2 separate regions of the Homo sapiens genome follow, and region 1 is linked to region 2. Evidence: chromatin contacts called from ENCODE Hi-C or POLR2A ChIA-PET data. All regions are on one chromosome and are shown on one strand. Each heading gives the region's core, a stretch centred on a gene start or an enhancer-like site at or near the end of the contact. The rest is flanking DNA. Distances are from core to core; before and after follow the strand shown. Region 1 has its middle 150 kb from the start of LINC01891. Region 2 has its middle 180 kb from the start of LINC01891.

What was found. A loop is a pair of places that touch in the nucleus more often than their neighbours do. ChIA-PET counts read pairs that join two places held with the same protein, here RNA polymerase II (POLR2A). Pooled maps may share reads with other maps.
Region 1: a map of natural killer cell shows a loop between it and region 2 (2.1-fold over the local background). The contact joins two enhancer-like sites. A Hi-C loop is called at or near these places in 1 of 168 maps with a recorded cell type or tissue (natural killer cell) and 7 of 50 pooled maps. POLR2A ChIA-PET finds 5 or more read pairs at or near these places in 2 of 52 experiments (OCI-LY7 and activated naive CD4-positive, alpha-beta T cell).

What each region holds. Positions count from the first base shown.
Region 1 is chr2:234,303,939-234,311,392 of GRCh38, reverse strand. No RefSeq gene overlaps it. Among named protein-coding and RNA genes, the nearest start is that of LINC01891, 150 kb to the left of the region's middle. RefSeq lists an enhancer at 2,211-2,350. Within about 2 kb of position 2,417, at least 5 of the 41 ENCODE cell types and tissues checked have a DNase peak (open chromatin) inside an H3K27ac peak, as active enhancers do.
Region 2 is chr2:234,271,974-234,279,553 of GRCh38, reverse strand. No RefSeq gene overlaps it. Among named protein-coding and RNA genes, the nearest start is that of LINC01891, 180 kb to the left of the region's middle. Within about 2 kb of position 5,178, at least 2 of the 41 ENCODE cell types and tissues checked have a DNase peak (open chromatin) inside an H3K27ac peak, as active enhancers do.

The DNA of each region.
Region 1 (7,454 bases), core at 1,168-3,667, 35 kb before region 2:
TGTAATCCCAGCACTTTAGGAGGCTGAGGCGGGTGGATCACCTAAGGTCGGGAGTTCGAGACCAGCCTGACCAACATGTAGAAACCCCGTCTCTACTAAAAATACAAAATTAGCTGGGTGTGGTGGTGTGTACCTGTAATCCCAGCTACTTGGGAGGCTGAGGCAGGAGAATTGCTTGAACCCAGGAGGCAGAGGTTGCAGTGAGCCAAGGTCACACCATTGCACTCCAGCCTGGGCAACAAGAGTGAAACTCCATCTCAAAAAGAAAGAAAGAAAAGAAAAGTTGAAAGCATTTCCAATAAATTCCGAAATACCTGCCATTTCCTATTGTCTAATGTAGCTCTAAAAGTTCGGGGCAATGAAATAAGTCCAGAAACAGCAATACAAGGTATAACTTTTTAAGTCAAGAAGACAAAATGATCTATATTTGCCTGTGATATGATATTTAATTTGTGACTCTAGGAAACTTTAATTACAAATTAAAAACTATTAAGACTAATAGAAGAACCCATTAAAAAGAGACGAGGTTTAAGTTAATGAACACAAATCAATGGTTATAAAACAGCCTAAATCGAGTTCCTCAAGGCAGGTGGCTGATCAACATGGACTAGAAAGGGCTCCTTGCTGGGCCTTCACAAAGGAGAGTGATGGTCAGAGGCTGGAAGACTGATGTTGCTGCTTCACAGTAGATATGGGCCAAGACATTATAAACTGTCATATTCTGAAAGTGTTGTGTGTTCCGAAGCCTTCTCTCTGTTGATGATTACTGTTACCCTCTGTTGGTGTCTCCATAGAGATTATTGCTTAAAAAAAAATAAGAAAGCCGACCTGCGGGTTAGTCTTAAGAAGGTGTGTCACTTGCTTCCTAGAGTCCCAGCCCCAGAGGAGTGGTTGGTGCAGCGCCATCTGGACCATGCAGCCACCACAGCGAGTTGGGGGTGACAATTTGAGTCTAAGGGAGTGATCCTGGGAGCTCAGCAGGAGAAAAGCCCAGGAGTTGTTCCTGGATATATTGCTTGCAAATCTCCAGGCAAGCTCAGCTGTTTCAGCGGATGAGTGTTTCCTGACGTGTGGGCACCTGCTGCTGGTTCTGTCCCCTTTCTCCAGTGTCCTTTAGAGTGTGCCTGGGGATAGAAGCAGTGTTATTTCTCCCTTGGCTTCAAGCAGGAAAAATATTCTCATACAGTGTTGTCTGAAAGAGTGATTTTCAAAATTGTGGGTCATGACTCGATAGAGGATAGAGAATCTGTGTAGTGGATTTTGAGAAACTTTTTAAAAAATACAACTAATGGAAGAGAAGATAAAATGCCGAAGGACTTCACACGCAGTAAGGGCATGCGCTGTTTTGTGGCATTTCGGTTTCCTGGTTTGGGAAGAAGAAGCAGATGGTCTACACCACTGGAAGGCACAACTCCATAGACAAGGGGTTCCTGGACAAAAAGTTGATAGTAGCACCAGAAAGGTAGAAGCAGAAAGCAAACACATCCCACACACCTGGAGGCACCGAGGCAAGAGCTGTTCAGGTCATGGCCTTGGTGTAATCCTTGCCTTCTCTTTTCTCTCATGCTCTACATGTAAACCATATACAAAATTTGTCAGCTTGACCTGCACTCTATATCCAGATTCCAATCACTTCTCACCATTTACTCTGCAAAGTGGCAGCTGGAATATTTATATGGTTTGGCTGTGTCCCCACCCAAATCTCATCTTGACTGTAACTCCCACAATTCCCATAAGGGGAGGTGATCGAACTATGGGGGTGGGGGGCGGTCTTTCCTGAGCTGTTCTCATGATGGTGAATGAGTCTCATGAGATCTGATGGTTTTAAAAATGGGAGTTTCCCTGCACAAATTCTCTTTCTTTGCCTGCTGCCATCCACGTAAGACGTGACTTGCTTTTCCTTGCCTTCCGCCATGATTGTGAGGCCTCCCCACCCATGTGGAACTATAAGTCCAATTAAACCTCTTTCTTTTGTAAATTGCTCACTCTCAGGTATATCTTTATCAGCAGCATGAAAACAGACTAATACAAATATGCAGATGTTGCACCATTAAACCTAGCTAGAGTTTGGAGACTTCATAGCAAGGACGACTTGTGGCATTTTTCTGGTTATTTGCCATTAAATTGTGAGCCAGTGAACTGAAAGGCAGCACACTTAAAAGAGTCATTTTATCCACTGTTCTCTTTCATTTAACTGACGATCTCCTCTTTCTCCCTGTGATGCTGTAAACCCCATGTCTTTTGTGAAACTGGCTCTGTAATCAGACCATGGCCCATCCAGCCTTGAAGCTCTCTCCTGCTTACAGATGGGGTTTTGACATTATGCCTTTGGGTTTTGTGGCACAGAGATTTCCACTTCTTCCTCATGAGCCCAAGCAAGCGTGAGCTGTCTCAGCTACTTGGAGATTGACGTCAATCTTTCCGCATGAGCCAGGGGAAGCTGCCTCATTTGTTTGCCCTGTGGCTTCTCTACTTTTCAAAAAAGGGAAATCAGTTCTTCTCTGAGTCATGTTATATTTTTTGTGACCGATAGTAAACCTCTGAGAAATATCTCTAGACGTTACACAGTTCAAATCAGTCACTTATAAAATTAAGCATTATGCTCTCTCTCCTTCTGAAAAGTCCAGACAAAGAGCATCAGATTTCAGAGAAGAATCTGCTCTTCAGAACAAGGGCTAACCTTGCATGTGCAGTTGTCAGGTAAAGATAGATCAGCCCTACTCACATGGCTGTAACCATCCACAATTTGGTTTCTCTGTGCAAGTTCCTCTGGTTAAGAAGCCTGGGATACCCAGGGAGATGCTGGGTGATGGGCTTGCACACAGTATCGTTGGCGGCTTCCTAAGATGTCAGGCTGAGCATATCCATGTTTCGATTTTGGTGTCAGCCATCAGTTGCTTTTAGGCTTACAGCAATTCTCTATTTTATGAACTCAAACAAAATTACAGAAGGAAAGCTGTCAATTACTTTTCTTTACTTTCTGAATTAGAGTGTCCATCCCTAGTCCTCCACCAGACACCACTGTAGGCAAACAAAGCATCTTACAAATGATGCATCATCAAGATGCACAGGGAATTTTTTTTTTTTAAGAACTACAGGAAAAAAATCAGTCACATGTTTAGCATTTTCCCTGGAACAAATTTATTTTGCTGTTACAGTGGTCGGTGGCCTGCGGTGTCTGTCCTTGGTATTTGGACAAGGAGATGCCTGCTCAGTGACTAAGCTGGGGTTCTCCACATCAGCAAGGCCCTCACTCAGGATTGGCCATGGATATGGACCGACCCCACTGCACCTTTAGAGTCCAACAGCTTTCCTTCGCAAGATGGCCCACTGGAGGTGAAGGTGGATTCTGTTGCCCTGGATCCCAGGAAGTTAACTTGTTCCTATGTGAGTCAAACCTTGGGTCTGATCTCAATTGTTTCCAACCATAAGCAATTGGTCTAGTGTTCGATGCAGGGCATGCTCAGAGCTGTCTGGTTATTTGTCCACACCTTGCTTGGCACATGTGTTATTTTGGAGAAAACTTCCTTTCTGCCTGAGAAGCAGGCAATGAAAGGGAGCCTCCACTGGTAGACAAGACTCTCATTCTCAGGCTTTGCTAACCTCCAAGGCAGAGTTTGTGCCTTGTTTCTCTGAACCCGAATGGCACCTATTGAGTTCCTTTTTTATAGCACCCGTTAAGTTCCTCTCAAGTTCTCTAACTCTAACCCTAACTCTAGTAGCATATATCACTTACCTTATTGTAACTGTTGCTTCCTCATTACATTGTAAGTTACTTGCAGGTGGATATTTAGTGTTAATTCATGTTGGTATCCCCAAGCTTAACATAGTAGCCACTTGTATCAGTTACCTCTTGCTGTGTAACAAATTATCCCAAACTCAGTACCTTAAGACAATGAGCACTTATTATTGTGGCTTATGTGTCAGTGGATCAGCTGAGGGTTGGCTGCTGAGCTGTACTGAACTTGACTGACCTCAGCTGGGTTCATTCGTGCATTTGGGGGATCATCTGGGGTCACTGCTCTAGCCTGGGCTTGGCTGGTAGAATTTAGCTGAGGCAGCTCTGCCCCACACAGCTCTCATCCTCCTCACAGGACCAGTGACCTAGTCTGGGCATGTCCTTCTCATGGCCATGGCAGAAGATCAAAACAGAAAAAAAAAAAAAAAAAAAAAAAAAAAAAAAAGCATTAAGGTCTCTCGAGACCTAGGTTCAAAACTAGTAGTGCTCGGTCACTGTTATCTCATTCTATTAGACGAAGCAAGTCTCACGATCAAGGCCACCCCCAAGGTGGGAAAACAGACTCTGCCTCTTTGGGGTAGCAGGTACTGTATAGTCCACATGGCAATGGATGAGCCCATTAACTTAATTGGGCACACTCCTTGACTCATACCATTAGCAAGTTCAGGCTCAGCTTGGCGCCAGTTCTTTTCTCAGTCAGAGGGGATTCAGCTGGGTGCAACGACTCACACCTGTAATGCCAGCTACTCAGAAGGCTGAGGTGGGAGGATCACTTAAGGCCAGGAGTTCAAGACCAGCCTGGGCAATGTAGTGAGACCCTGTCTCTAAAAAAGAAGGGGAGGGATTAAAGGATTCCTTCTTTGGTGCAAACCCAGCATTGATCCAAGCTTGCTTCGTGGAAGCCGTCTAGTTAATATCTGGCACCCAGCCTAGGAGGTGATTTGAAATGGGTAGGAGGGGCTCATAATATCCGGGGATGAGACTCCTGTCCTGAAACCACTCCTGCAAGCTAGGACTTGCTGAGTCCTGAGAAATAGCACTGCTGCTCCCTGCCTGGAACTTTACACATGCCCTGCTCTGAGATTCCTCTTTGTTACGCTCCTACCACCATCCAAATCACCTGCCATTCCTTGTTGGACATTTGTTACCAAAGGCTAAGCATGAAGGTCTTGTCTACCAGTGGAAGCCCCTTTCCTTGCCTGCACCTGAGTCTTTTGCCTGCTTTCATGGAAGTGTCAAGTGTGAGGTCTTGAAATTCAGGCTTTGAATGTCCAGTTTTCAGTAGTCTGTTCTGCTGTATGATAAGCAGCCAAACAGAAACAAAACAAGAATAAACTTTGCTTTTTAAAAACTGCTTTCCTAAGTTTCTTTTTGTCATATTAAGAGCCTAATGTGATGAGAGAACTTTCCACTGAGAAGACCAAACAGTAACAGATAATGTAGGTTACTTCCCTGAAATCAACCACCAAGCAAGTAGACGAGTCCTGACCAAAACCTTGGTCACCTGATGACCAGCTTAGATTCTTTTTCCTGTCCTCTGGCTCTTCTCGTGGTTAGTAAAATTCCTAACAGCGACTGACTGAGGCAGGAACATCATAGTAAGGAATGCACCATGTGTTAATGAGTGCATTTAGGAATCCTGCTGGCCCCTATCCTTTTCACATCCACATGTCTGTCCTGACTGCATGAGGCATCAGAGAGATTGTAAAAGGCGGATCACCCATGCCCTTAGAAATTGCCTATGGCAGTGGTTCTCAAAGAGTGTCCCCAGGGCATCCACATCAGCATCACCTGTTTACCTGGCCTCCACCCCACAGCTACCAAATCAGAAATTCTGGGGATAGTGTGCCCAACAGTCTATGTTTTCACAAGCCCTCCAGGGGATACTAAGGAATGTTCAAGTTTGAGAACCACTGATCTAGAGATCTAAACCATCACCAGCCTAGCAGTGATGGCTTTGGTGGTATATGGGGTGTCTGAAACAAAGTTTTCCTTAAATGCACCAAGAAACCCTTCCCATCTCTACCAGTATTGTAGTCAGACACAAGAATGCAGCATGGATTTAAGAAATTTGGAGGGTTTTTGTTGTTGCTTTAATTTGGTGGGCACAGGTTGGAAACTGTGTAGAGGGATATGGAAACACTGCAAGGATTGCCCCTCTGAGTAATGGGACAAGATAATCAAAATCAAAACCCTTTTGTGTTTTGTGACATTCCTAGTATTTCCTAGCTCTCTCTAGTTCTTTCCTAAGTGTAGGTTCTTATCTTGGTCCCTTTTAGCAATTATTCTCAGTTGTATTATTTCTGGCACAGAATATGTCTAATCCCAAAACAGAGCACATCAGTTATGCAATATTTAATGCTAAGTGACACTGGTTCATCCCATGTGTGGCACTGGGGAAGGGAGGGACTCGCCATTGTGTCGAACATGCCTGCTGGGGAGCAGGAATGTGAAGCTGATTCAGCAGAGGCAGGGCAAATACTGTTTACCCTTTCCTTAAAGAATCAGCCTGGGTCGCCTTCCAGGCAGGCCACCATGTGCTTACCTCTATGGTAGGAGTTGTCACCGAGTGTTAACAAGATAATAAGCCTTCTGAATGCCTGTTTAGCTCCCATCTGCCCTGACTCCTTGAGCAGAGGGTTCATGATTCATGCCTTTGTATTCCAGCCCCGAAGGTTTTTTGTTTGTTTTGTTTTTTTTTTTTTTTTACATTTCAGAGGATTACACAATTACATTTTCTTACTTTCTGACCTGCAAATAGATACCTTAAATGGAATTTTAAAAAAATTATCAAATTAGGTATATCCAAAATGCAACAATTACGCATATAACAATTAATTCACAAAGTGCAATTTTACTGGGACATATCCTAAGAATTGAGGAACAGCCAGTCGGGAGAAATCTGACCAAATTTAGCAATCAACTATTTACAAATCCAAAATCAAAACTCTCTAAATTCCCAAACCAGAAGCTTGAAAGTATTTATTAAATCCCCACCAGACAAAAGAGAGTGATGACTAAAACCTATCCAGTCTTTACAGTTTCAATCCCAAATACTGAGCTATTTCCCCAGTCTGTAACTGAATGGCAAGCATCTGTTTGTCAAACGCCTACCCATCTAACCTTTACACCATTATGCACATAGAAAGGCTAAGTGTTCATTAATTAAAAAACAAGTAGTCATTAAATATCCATACTATTGGCAAAACCCCATCTCTACTAAAAGTACAAAAATTATCCGGGCATGGTGGCAGACCCCTGTAATCCCAGCTACTCAGGAGGCTGAGGCAGGAGAATCGCTTGAACCTGGGAGGTGGAGGTTGCAGTGAGCCGAGATCGCGTCACTGCACTCCACTCTGGGCGACAAGAGCAAGACTTCATCTCAAAAAAAAAAAAAAAAAATCCACACTATTCCCCCAGCCCACCAAGCCCTTACTGCAGTCCCAAATATGCAACTTGTGTCACATAGTGACAGATCATATTTCATATATATATATATACACATACACACACACACACATACAGGATTAGGTACAAATGGCAATTAACAATCCCTACAAAAATTCAACTTCAGTTGAGGCTAGGGCTCCTATGCCTTGAGATGGTTTTGGACTTCAAAACTCAAAAATGCTGCTAAAATCTCACTTCTTTAACACAAAATTTGATTATATGTTCAGTTTAAGCTTCTCAGTTTAAAAATGGCTATAAGGTAAGT
Region 2 (7,580 bases), core at 3,929-6,428:
CTCCCACCTAATTCCTAACCCCGGGCAAGCACTACTCTGTTTTATTTTTATCATTTCATCACTCTAGGAATGTTGTATAAAGGGAACCATATAGTACAACTTTTTACATGTGGCTTTTCTCACTCAGTATAATTCTCTGGAGATTCGTGCAGGCTTTACAGGTAACTGTGGTTCCTTCTTTTTCATTGCTGAGTAGTATTCCATGATGGAGGCACTGAGTGTGTTTAGCCATTCATGCATTGAAGGACATCAGTTGTTTCCAGCAACTATTACTAATAAAGTTGCTATGAACATTAGCGTACAGGTCTGAGTGTGTGTGTGAACATAAATCTTCATTTCCCTGAGATAAGGGCAAAAGGATTTTCACCTTCAGTGCAGCCGTTGGGGAGAGAGATGTCTTATAGTGCCTGAAAACCAAGAAAAATAACTTCTGAGAAAAAGAAGAAAGAACAGGAAGAACCAAATAACGTGTCAACCTCCTCATGTTGTGATGGTGCAGAAAAAAACCCACAAAAACCATATTGCTGAGTTCATTTGTATTTCACAGTCTACATCTCAGTATTCTCTTCATCTATGCAGACACAAATGGGAATAAAAATAGTTAGAGAAGCAGAAATACAATCTGTGAAACCTCTACTTTAAGATTAATTTTAAGACACAAAACTGAGAACTCTGCAATTACTGTATCACTTATGCTAACAGTAATGACAACAGGGTGGAGATGTCTGGTCATGCCACTATAAGGAGTGCCTCTGGGTATTAATAGGGGGAGTGATTTACATCAGGGACCTGCTATAAAAGCTGACTCATTGACATGGTTTTGATCCGTGTCCCCACCCAAATCTCACGTTCAACTCATGATGGAGGTGGGGTCTGGTGGAAGGTGCTCGAATCATGGGGGTGGATCCTTCCAACATGGTTTAGCGCCATCCCTTTGGTGCTGTTCTCCCGAGAGAGTTTTTCTGAGATCTGGCTGTTTAAAAGTGTGTGGCACCTCCCCCTCCTCTCTCCCTCCTGCTCTGGCCATGTAAGATGGGCCAGCTCCCGCTTTGCCTTCCACCATGATTGTAAGTTTCCTGAGGCCCTCCCAGAAGCCAGGCAGATGTTAGCGTCATGCTTCCTGTATAGCCTGTGGAATTGTGAGCCAATTACACCTCTTTTCTTTATAAATTATCCAGTCTCAGGTATTTCTTTATAGCAGTGTGAGGACAGACTAATATACTCATAGTGTTTATGTAGCAGGTATTAAACTCTCAAAGAAAGGACATCCTTTGAATACAATTTATTTCATTAATTAAAAAAAGAAATTTTAAGAAAATTTTACTTTTCTATTAATTATATAGGACGATGCCTATAAAAAGATAAGCAAAGGGCCTGCCTGCCAATCAAAAGCATAAAAGCTCAATAAAAACTTACATTCAAGGCAATGAGCAGAGATTGGTTCCCTACGGAAAATCAAAATTGTTCTTGTGGAGAAAAAACTTGAGAAACAGCCTCAAAACACAGGAGAAAGGATAAAGAAGTAAAAAGATGATAGATAAGATAATACATGGAAAAATTTTAACAGAAAGCCTAACAATGTTCCCAAAGAGGAAAGAAGACAAATGAAGCAGAAACAGTAATTGAATAGAGAAAAGAATTTTTAAAAAACAGCTTTTCAGATCTAGTAAGACTTGAATGCGAAAAGCAGTATTGCCAATCAAACTCAACAAATTTAACTGAAAGGCAGCAACATCTACACTTATCTGACTACATTTTTAAAAAATCAAATGCTAGAACAGAATTTCATAGGTGTTCACGGGAAAAAACCCAAATGTGTAATGTGTGAATAAATAAAAATCAGATTAACCACAGAATCCTTTGCAATTTCAACCTGAAGAAAATTAACTTCTCTTGAAAAACAAAAGCAATACTATATAACCTTTAATAATTTTTATAAACATGAATTTTCAAAATTCATAATTGCTATTATAAATATAATTTATATTACAAATCCTAAAAGCAGGAGTCTGAAAAGCATTTTTTTTGAGATGGAGTCTTTTTTTTATTATTATTATACTTTAAGTTTTAGGGTACATGTGCACAACGTGCAGGTTTGTTACATATGTATACACGTGCCATGTTGGTGTGCTGCACCCATTAACTCGTCATTTAGCATTAGGTATATCTCCTAATGCTATCCCTCCCCCATACCCCACCCCACAACAGTCCCCGGTGTGTGATGTTCCCCTTCCTGTGTCCATGTGTTCTCATTGTTCAATTCCCACCTATGAGTGAGAACATGAGTTGTTTGGTTTTTTGTCCTTGCGACAGTTTGCTGAGAATGATGGTTTCCAGCTTCATCCATGTCCCTACAAAGGACATGAACTTATCATTTTTTGAGATAGAGTCTTGCACTGTCACCCAGGCTGGTGTGCAATGACGCCATCTCAGCTCACTGCAACCTCCACCTCCCAGGTTCAAGCAACTCCTGCCTCAGCCTCCCGAGTAGCTGGGATTACATACGCCCACCACCAGGCCTGGCTAATTTTTTGTATTTTTAGGAGAGACAGGGTTTCACTATGTTGGTTAGGCTGGTCTCAAACTCCTGACCTCGTGGTCTGCCTGCCTCGGCCTCCCAAAGTGCTGTGATTACAGGCGTGAGCCACCGCACCTGGCCGAAAAGCATTTTTAATGCAAACCTCTCTTGTAATACAATATCATATTGCACTTTCTAAAATAATAACTTGTAAGTGTTTTTAAGATTCCAGACACAGAATCACATTAAAGAAAGAGGAAGCTTTGTTAAAGAATGTTGGATAGGTGATGAGTGTTAATATCAGATAATAAACAGAAAATAATAATTCCTTTAAATTTTTCACATGAATTTAAAATCATACTTAAATCATAATGATAAGGTGTGGTTACAATCTCAGATAAAATTATAGAAGATCGGATGATGTTAGAGTAATAAGTCAAAGCTTTAAAATTCTCATCTTCCATAAAAAAGAAAAATATATTTGGCTGTTATTTCACCATAAACATTTGTAAACACAGCTTCGATTTTTTTTTTGTAAAAGCTATAAATACTGGTAAAACTAAAATAAGATTTTTTAATTCCAAGTTCTTAAAGAAGTAAATAAAAATAAAGCACAGAGTTTACAACAACAACAAAAAACAGAGGAAAAGTGGGGAAGGCAGAATGAGAAAATATATACAAGATTAGAAAAGATCTAGCAAAATACCATGGCAGTAAAAGTGCTTTAATCCTCTTATTGAATTCCATAATTTGTACTCTATTAAAAATCATTAACTAGTTTTCTATAAGAAACCCACTCAAAGAGAAATAGAGAATTAAACTTTTAAAAACCCTGGACCAAAAATGATAATAACAATAATGAGAAAAAGACAGACATTGCAAAATTAATATGCAATTAATGAGACAAAGGGTTTTAGGCAGAAAACATAAACCAGGACACAGAGTCACTTTACAGATAGATTAAAAAGCCATTAATGGCTGAGCTACAACACACAAAATAATCTGTGCACCAAATAACATAGGTGTAAAAATTCAGAAAAATAATTTTTTTTAGTTATACCTGAGTGGGAGACTTTAGTGCTGCTCTAAAGAGCTGTCATCATTCAGTGAAAAATAAAGACCGTATTTGAGCCATAGAGGGAGTGAGGTAAAATAATAGATACATGCTTTCTTACACCTGGTGCTCCATATGGTTTCAAAGTAAATATTCATTTTGTAAGCACTAAACTTTTGCCTGGGAGGTTTGGGCAAAGGGCCATGCAAAAATGAACTCTGATTCTCCTTGGCCTAATCAGTCACACAGTTTCCCTGGCAGGTGCTCTCTCTGGGGTTCATACAGAATTCCCATGGCTTGCTTACCATTCCTCAGGCACTGAGGCAGATAGGATCATGCTGGGACACTCTGATCATGCAGCAGGAGGCGACTGGGATTTGAAAGGACCTTCAGCCACTTCAGAATTTGGTGGCTATTTTTGCAGCAGGTCCAGAGGCTTCCTAAAGCTTCTATGCTAGTGTAATTATCACCAACTTAACTACTTTATATAACCAATCAGTGCCCATAAGGGCCACTGTATGTTTGACCTTGGGGTGAAAATGTGTTTTATTAATTTATGCCTGAACAACTCAGTTGGTCTGGGAGAGTTGGAAATCAATTTTTTTGGGGGTGGGGAGAGTAAAGAAATTGTCTTTTTTTCTTAAAATACACAACATGACATATGAATACATTCTTATAGAAAAAGATTCAAGGATACATAAATACACTGAGCAAGACTCACCTTTCGTTTCTCTGCCTAATCCTATTCATCATCTTATACTTATCCACTGCCAATGTCATGACTTAACACCTTTTCAAGGTCTTTTCTAGACATATACACACACTTAAAAAAAAACTTCATTTTTAGATAATTGTAGGTTTACATGCAGTTGTAAGAAACAAATAGAGAGACCCCAGTTGTTACCCAAATGGTAACATGTTGCCTTTTTTTTTTTTTTTTTTTTTTTTTTTGAGACAGAGTCTCACTTTGTCACCCGGGCTGGAGTGCAACGTCGCAATCTCGGCTCACTCCAACCTCCACCTCCCAGGCTCAAGGGATTATCCTGCCTCAGCCTCCGGAGTAGCTGGGATTACAGGCACCCACCACCATGTCTGGCTAATTTTTTTTTGTATTTTTAGTAGAGACGGGGTTTCAACGTGTTGGTCAAGCTGTCTCGAACTCCTGACTTCAGGTGATCCACCTGCCTTAGCCTCTCAAAATGCTGGGATTACAGGTGTGAGCCACCACGTCTGGCATCTTGCATAATTTTAATACAGCATAACAACCATGAAATTGACAATGACAATGATGGGGCTCAGGGCATATCTCCCCAAAACATGCCTCTTTGGCATAAGGATTATTTTGTGCTGATTATTTTGGGAAAAGGCAGGCACAGGAAAAGCTTTGAAAGCAGAGTTCCTTTTGTAAGGAAATTGATGTCTATAAAGGAAATCTCTATTTGTAAGGGCGTCTCCCTCTGTGCACCAGGAAGAGGAGGATGACTAAATCACTAGAGACTCTAATCAATGGAGAAGACTTAAATTTGATAACAAACCTTACCCTGGGTTTATGGTGCTCTTCCTGGCCATCTCACCTTAACCAGAACTTTGCCCACATCCTCCTATGTTTCAGCGAGTAATGGCATTTAAGCCTGAAGACAACTCTTTGAGATCTACTCTAATTTACTCATCTCTCTGGGTATCTCTTACATATACAGGAGGTATTTGTGTTATTAAACTTGTAACCACCCAGTGGGTTCACCTTGCCTGCTGCCTAGACAGAGTTGATTTATCAAGACAGGGGAATTGCAATAGAGAAAGAGTAATTCACGCAGAGGCGGCTGTGCGGGAGACTGGAGTTTTATTATTACTCAAATCAGTCTCCCAGGGCATTTGGGGATCAGAATTTTTAAGGGCAACTTGGTGGGTGGGGGGAAGCCAGTGAGCCAAGAGTGCTGATTGGTTAGGTAGGAGATGAAATCATGGGAAATTGAAGCTGTCCCCTTGCACTGAGTCGGTTCCTGGGTGGGGGCCACAAGATCGGATAAACCAGTTCATCGATCTGGGCGGGGCCAGCTGGTCCATCAAGTGCTGGGTCTGCAAAATATCTCAAGCCCTGATCTCAGGAGCAGTTTAGGGAGGGTCAGAATCTTGTAGCCTCCAGCTGCATGACTCCTAAACCTTAATTTCTAATCTTGTGGCTAATTTGTTATTCCTACAGAGGCAGTCTAGTCCCCAGGCAAGAAGGTTTGTTCTAGGAAAGGGCTGTTTTTGTCTTTGTTTTAAACTATAAACCAAGTTCCTACCAAAGTTAGTTCAGCCTAAGCCCAGGAAGGAACAAGGACAGCTTAAAGGTTAGAAGTAAGATGGAGTCAGTTAGGTTAGATCTCCTTCATTGTCTCAGTCATAATTTTGCAAAGGCGGTTCCAAACTTGTTTGTTTTTCTCTTGTTAATCTGTCTTCCATCACAGGGAGTTCCGGCTAAGAACTCATGAAGAATGGAGGAAAAAAGTTATTTTCAATGTACCCACTTCCTCAGATTTCTCCAGTTTTATGTGCTCTCTGTTGTGTGTGTGGGTATTTAGTTCCATGCAACTTTATCACATAGGTAGATTTCTTTGACCACCACCAAGGTTGAGGCACACAGCAGTTCCGCACACCTTGTTTAAGCTTTTTATTGAAGTGTGTCAACCTAAAATAACAACAGGCAGAGTGGTTCTGTAAAGAAATTAGTTTACTGAGAAATGGCAGAGGAATTATAATTTGGAATACATGTGCTATAGCAAACTATAGATGCATCTGGGGAAGTTGAGGCTAGGGAAACTTTTAAAGGCAAAGAGGGGAAGTATATGCAGGTTGCTTTGAAGCAAAAGTTCATTGTCTACAGAGGCTTATCACAGGCAGTGATGTGTGTACTGGCCATTTTTAGGAGAGGGTCTTCACAGAAGTGACACTGACTTAGAACTTAAAGTATTATGTGTGTATATGTATATATATATATATATGGCTACTTAAAAGGTTTCAGTTAGGACTGGCTGTTATTGGAAAGGTGCTCTCATAAGAATGACCTTAACTGCAAGGTGTGGTTTGTCCATTCTCTGTGATCGTTCTTGCTATCAGGGAAATATGCATGAAGACCCTCTCTTCAAGGCCTCCCAACTCCATTTTATTAGGGTTTGTCACAAGTGACTCCATTTTGATTCTGAGAATTTTCACAAGTATAATATACATTTAGAAAAGCACCCATATCCTAAGTGGGCAACTAGATGCATTTTCACCAATGGAAATTCACCATGTAACCAGCAAAGAGGTTAAGAAACAAGCACCCGCAGAAGACATTTTCATACTCCTACCAGTCACTATTTGTTAAGGGTAACCACAATCCCACATAGAGCATAACAGCACTGATGAAGTTTTGCCGTTTCTTAAAGTAAAAATAGAATTGTGATATATTCTCTTTTCTCTCAGTATTGACTTCCTTCTGTGAAAGGAAAATAGATCTTGGGACCCCAAACTCACTAAGTCAAAGGGAAGAGTCAAGCTGGGAACCGGGTCATGCAAACCTGCCTCCGATTTTGGTTCCTAGATAAGATGGCCACAAAGATGAAAAGCTACATACCTCCCTCACATTTTACCCACCAGGAAATTCCTGTTGGGCCCCAAGATTCTTACCCTAAAGTGTTTCTGTTAAATTTCACCATGGCAATGTAAATTGATGGCTTGTCTTCACAGGTGCGAGGACATAGGACAGAACTCAAAGCCATCCCTCTGCCCAGCTGAGACAAATGCATGTCTGGTTCTTCCCTCTGCCCTATTGTCTGTATTGTCTTATGTATAACTGCAAATTCACTGAGTCAGACAGAGGCATGAATGGCTATTTTCCCCTAATCCCCCTTTCACAAGAAAATTGTGTATTTTTCAATATCCAGCCCTTTCCCCTTTAAATATTGAAGCCCTCGAAATCGTCTTCAGAGAAAGCACAGACCTGTCTCCTTGGCATGTCCTTAGCTTTGGCAAATAAACCTTCTA